Linked DNA regions of Homo sapiens: region 1 is linked to region 2. Evidence: chromatin loops called from intact Hi-C (ENCODE). Cell type or tissue: heart right ventricle. All regions are shown on one strand. Links, peaks and the distances in the headings refer to the core of each region. The heading gives the core; the rest is flanking DNA.

Region 1 (2,813 bases), core at 271-2,770, 110 kb before region 2:
GTTCCATGGGCCCATGTTTAGGATTTTGAAGGACGCCCAGTGGCATACTGAGTAGTGTCCTCCCCAGTCCCAGCACTGATGCGCAGTTTCCTACTGCCAGGACATTGATGGCTATACTGGTGGAGGAGGAACCTGTGCATTTTTCTTATTTTTTTATTTTTTAGATGGAGTCTCACTCTGTTGCCAGGCTGGAGTGCAGTGGCGCGATCTTGGCTCACTGCAACCTCTGCCTCCCAGGTTCAAGCAATTCTCTTGCCTCAGCCTCCTGAGTAGCTGGGTCTACAGGTGCATGCCACCATGCCCAGCTAATTTTTGTATTTTTAGTAGGGACAGGGTTTCACCATGTTGGTCAGGCTGGTCTCGATCTCTTGACCTCGTGATCTGCCTGCCTTGGCCTCCCAAAGTGCTGGGATTACAGGTGTGAGCCACCGCACCCAGCCGATCCTGTGCATTTTTTTAGCTTTGAGCAGGCTTGGATCTCAGCCAACTGGATGATGGCCTTGCAGAACTGTTTAGACTCACAGCAACAGAGCCGGCATGCCTGCAGAGTTCCCAGGCCACGGTGCTTTGGATGCGGGACTTCTCTGCCATCCCCTGCCATTGTGGTCTTGCTGGCAGGATATCTACCAAACAGTTTAGGCTGCTCAGCTCACAAATACGGGAAGCAAACTCTTTGAAGACTGCGAGGAGGCATGAGCTGAACCAAGTGTGCTCCAAGCACTCCTAGCTGTCAGGTAATGGGGAATGCCCCCCTTGAAGGCCACTTAGATCACTAGCAATGCTGTCTTCTTCACCATGAGGTCACTGACGTTAATCATCCAGTTTTCTTGCTGTGGAGTCACAGGAGAGTAAGTCATTTAGGCTGAAGACTTTTTTGTGTGTCCTTCTCCTGCCAGCTTGAGAAAGCTAGGGACTTCTTTTTTGTTTTTTGAGGCGGACTCTCGCTCTGTCGCCCAGGCTGGAGTGCAGTGGCGTGATCTCAGCTCACTGCAAGCTCTGCCTCCCGGGTTCACGCCATTCTCCTGCCTCAGCCTCCCAAGTAGCTGGGACTACAGGCGCTCGCCACCACGCCCGGCTAATTTTTGTACTTTTAATAGAGACAGGGTTTCACCATGTTAGCCAGGATGGTCTCAATCTCCTGACCTCGTGATCCGCCCGCCTCTGCCTCCCAAAGTGCTGGGATTACAGGCGTGAGCCACTGCTCCCCGGCCAGGCTGGGGACTTCTTGATACAAGCTGGATGAGCTTGCCTTGAGGATATGAGGCTAGGCTGACTTTAGGGAAGTCAGTTTTTGGAAAGAGTTCTCAATCTCTGAAACAAAGCACACAGTGAAGCTGGTAGCAAAGAAATCCATTTTTGTTTGTTTTTTTTTTAGAGACATCGTCTCATTCTGTCACCCGGGCTGGAATACAGTGCTTGATCATAGCTCAGTATAACCCTGAAGTCCTGGGCTCAAGTGATCCTCCTCCTTCAGCCTCCCCAGTAGCTGGGACCACAGGTGTGCACCACCACGTCCAGCTAATTTTTTTATTTCTATAGAAACAGGGTCTCGCTGTGTTGCTCAGGCTGGCCTCAAACTCCTGGGCTCAAGTGATCCTCCCGCCTTGGCCTCCCAAAGTGCTGGGATTACAGGCATGCGCCATTGCACCCGGCGAATCCTAGATTCTAGAATTGCTTGGGGTAAGGGGTCTCCTAATCCAGGAACCCAGACCCTTTGCTCTGCTTGAGAACGCACTGTCTGAACTGAACATAACCCACGTCAGTCCGGCTCACAAAACTACACTTATGGGGATTGGCCTGGAGGTGGCGCCCCTGTTGTTGGTCTAGAAATGCTGGCCAGAGGCTCAGGCCAGTCTGGCAAATGGATAAGAACATCACCCAATGGAAGAGGATGTCACAGCTCAGAAGGCTGGGCTGCACGCTTTATCAGCCCCTGGAAGAGAGCAGGGGCACTGCCCAAGCCTGAAAACATTGCACTTCCTTAAACTGCTCAACACTTATCTTGACATCTGTGGGTTTTTTTGTTTGTTTGTTTTTTGTTTTTAGATATGTCTCACTCTGTCACCCAGGCTGGAATACAGTGGCACGATCTCTGTTCACTGCAACCTCCACCTCCTGGGTTCAATCGATTCTCCTGTCTTGGCCTCCCAAGTAGCTGGGATTACAGGCATCCACCACCATGCCCGGCTAATTTTTGTATTTTTAGTAGAGACGGGGTTTCACCATGTTGGCCAGGCTGGGCTCGAACTCCTGACCTCAAATGATCCACCTGCCTCGGCCTCCCAAAGTGCTGGGATTACAGGCGTGAGCCACCATGCCCAGCCTTGACATCTGTTTTTAACTTCCATTCCCAGGTCCAGAGTGATCTGGGTTTTAAATATTACACCTTGATGTCTTAATAAAACTTCCAAATCCAGCCTTCCCAAAAAATTATTCCATGACACAGCTTAAACACTCTTCTGATCAAAATGTACTGAGTGTTTTTTAGGGCAAAGATACATGTGACATCTTTGGTGGGTTGGTTTGTTTGAGGCAGGATCTCTGTTACCAAGGCTGGAGTGCAGTGGTGCAATCTAGGCTCACTGCAACCTCTGCCTCCTGGGCCCGAACCATCCTCCCACCTCAGCTTCCCAAGCAACTGGGACTACAGGTGCGTGCCTGGCTAATTTTTGTATTTTTTGTAGAGACGGGATTTTACCATATTGCCCAGGCTGGTCTCGACCTCCTGGTCTCAAGTGATCCACCCGCCTTGGCCTCCCAAAGAGTTGGGCTTACAGGCATGAGCCACCACGCCTGGCCACATCTGATATCTT
Region 2 (2,813 bases), core at 288-2,787:
ACTGCTCTGGGAACAAGATAACCACCAACTTTCTGGAATGTTTGTATTTTATTTTTATTAGGTAATTCATAAAAAATAAGACATAAACACGCCTGTAAATTTCATAAAGCTTATCATAATGTGAAAATCTTCCTAATGTAGCTTAGTTGCATGATAAACATTTGTTTTGGAGTTCTCTGTTATTTATGTATGAATAGGTAGTCTCTAAGATTCCTTAGAAATTTTTTTAAACCCAGAAATAGTCCTAATTTAAAATTTTCTGGGCACTTTAGGTTTAGGGGATGCGTCCTAAATAGATAGTGTTGGTAGTTGTAAAATCATGTAGTTTTATGTTGGGAAGGCACCTTAGAAATTCTTATCTTTTGTAAATGTACAGTAATTTGCCTGTGGCTACAGAGACACAGGAATAGTGCCCGGTTTTCCTAAATCCCAGTCTAGTACTTTATTTGCTGTATCACATTTCACTTATGTGTCCTTGCTTTCTCCTTTTTCATGTCCTTGTCTTTATCTTTTCACCCCTGTAATTGAGAAGGATGGAACATAAACACTGAAAACATGAGAGTTCTGGGAACATCTTTAGAAATCAGAATCAGTCATAGTTGCAGTTAGATTTTGCTAGGACCCTCAAATTATTTCAGCGAGTTACTGAGCCGTTTTCATTTCCCCTTAGGCTTCGTTTTTGTGTGTCTTTTAATATTTTTCCAATTTCTTTAAAAATCACACTTTTTTGGTTTCCTTTATATTAATTACAATCAGCTAGAAAAAAAAGTAAGTACTCTCTATAAAGGAATTCATTTATTAATACAACCAGTCATAGTTTGTTTGACCAAGTTTTTTATAACTCATCTTTTGATTTGAAATAAAATATCATCACTCCATTACACATTCAATAGAGACAGCTGAAAAGTACAATTTCTCTGCAGGGCCTGCAATGAAGGATTTGCAGAATCCTGCAGGGAATCAAGGAACTCTTCATTACAATTCATGGATTTATAGGATTACTCTGCACTTTTCTGCTTTCTTCATTGAGAGCGGTCCCAAAATGTATCCTTGACTGTCCTGCAGGTAACTTCTTTCCCACTGGAAAAGTTACTATGTACAAATACTTTAATTAAAGTGACCTGGCAGTTGTGGAGGCCGACCTTTCTGCTCTTTGTATTCTAAAATGGAGGGTAGGCTCAACTGGGAAGCACTCTTCTCTGAACTCTCCAGGAGAGTTAGGCACTGGTCCCAATCAAGTGTTGCTCGGGGCCCTGTTCTGCACAGCTGAATTTCTGGAGCTGAATTTCATGTCTTAGTATGCACTATGGTACAGTTTATATTACTTGATTTCACATTTTTTAATGGGAGGAAATACCTTCCATTAAACATTCATTTTAAACTGATACAGCCTTCAAATGTATGCTAACGTCTTAATTTGCCAAAACATATTTGAGAGAAGCATAATCCTTTCTGTCTAATGGAGGCATGGGTAAATATGTAAATTGATCATGACTTTAGAATGCATTTTTTAAAAGCATATTGCTATAAAAAGCCATGCACGTGAAATGCATTTTTATACTAACACTAGAATAGAATACATCTGATGGTTAGGAGTTAAGAATGCCAAAGATGCATGTATGATCTTTGTTATTAATGTTAAGGCTGAGCAATATTGGAAAACTTGTCTCATACACTCAATAGGGCCTCTTTTTCCCTCCACACCATCCATTCCCTTATGCCCATCCTCCCAGGCCCTGATTCTGTGCTTCATTTTCACATTGAACTGATAGTTGTCCTCCACAGTGCTGCCAGAAAGATTCTCCTAAAATGCCCCTCTATCCTGTGAATAGTCTGACTGAGCTAAGGGACTTGGTAACTACTGCAGCAAGGAGCGGGGAAAGCATTTGTCACCTGTAGATCACATTCATGGAAAGTACTTCCCTTTACAACCCATCCAGTACTGGATAAATCTCAGAGGACTTAATATACATACCCTTTAATGCTCTTCTTTAATCTTTTATTTTGGTACAGCGCATTCTGGCTTCTGCCTTTTTCTCTCATGCCACCTTCATCTCTTTCTGTACCTCTACACCCCTTCCCTCCAGTCATAAAACACTGGATGTGGTTTCTGGGAAGAAATGTGTACTCCTGCACACTGTTCTGTTTAGCATATGTGTGCCCCTTGCCTTTGATCAGCAACCCCCATACTCTTAACTTGTCCTTTGAGACTCCAGCAAAGCTCTGATCCTCATTCCCGAGCCAACTCAGATGTCCCTCCCTTGTCCTTTCCTCTCTTACAGCTCCTTGAGAACACAGACAGATTCTAGTTTACCTCTGTGTCCCCAGCTCCTTTCACATAGTCTAACACATAGAAGATGCTCAAGTATTTTTTGAATGAATGCTTGAATGAGCAGACTTACCGTGCATGTGGTGTGTTCCTCCCTGGTGTTATTTCCATTTTAAAATAAGGATACTTTAAAGTCATTGTTTGACCACAGAGAATGAGGACAAACTTTTCCTTGCAAATAAATATTTATTTGCTTTCTCCTGTGACACTAAAGATCTCTAGGAATTACTATGGGGTATGGTCTGAAAGTGACAGACACTTTCCCCCTCTTGGGACATCCCTGCACTAGTTAACATTTCCCCTCTGATTTCCCCTTGACCTGCTCTGTCCAGGTCAGAGGATTCATAGTGCGATAACACAGTGGAGAAAGTAATGGTGTCACAAGTGGATATGGGAAGTTAAGAAGCTGCAGCAACTTTTTGGCTAGAGCTTTCTCTTTCACAGTGTTCATTTTTCCAACTGAATGCTGTCAATAGAAAGCATT

The links. Hi-C counts contacts between places; a loop is a spot of excess contacts. Peaks named below come from ENCODE experiments on the same cell type or tissue, not always from the same donor. Only the 100,000 strongest peaks of a DNase experiment are listed, where the experiment ranks them.
Region 1: it touches region 2 in a loop (2.4-fold over the local background); 4 of 110 quality-filtered maps call a loop at or near these places.

What each region holds. Positions count from the first base shown.
Region 1 is chr17:67,798,780-67,801,592 of GRCh38, forward strand. No RefSeq gene overlaps it. Among named protein-coding and RNA genes, the nearest start is that of BPTF, 25 kb to the right of the region's middle. In heart right ventricle, for the core only: a CTCF peak has its summit at 1,799 (motif pointing right); a DNase peak (open chromatin) is centred at 1,812.
Region 2 is chr17:67,913,501-67,916,313 of GRCh38, forward strand. The region is part of intron 11 of BPTF (bromodomain PHD finger transcription factor); the gene reads left to right. Among named protein-coding and RNA genes, the nearest start is that of C17orf58, 82 kb to the right of the region's middle. In heart right ventricle, for the core only: no CTCF peak of the experiment used is centred there; no DNase peak of the experiment used is centred there; H3K27ac peaks cover 380 bases.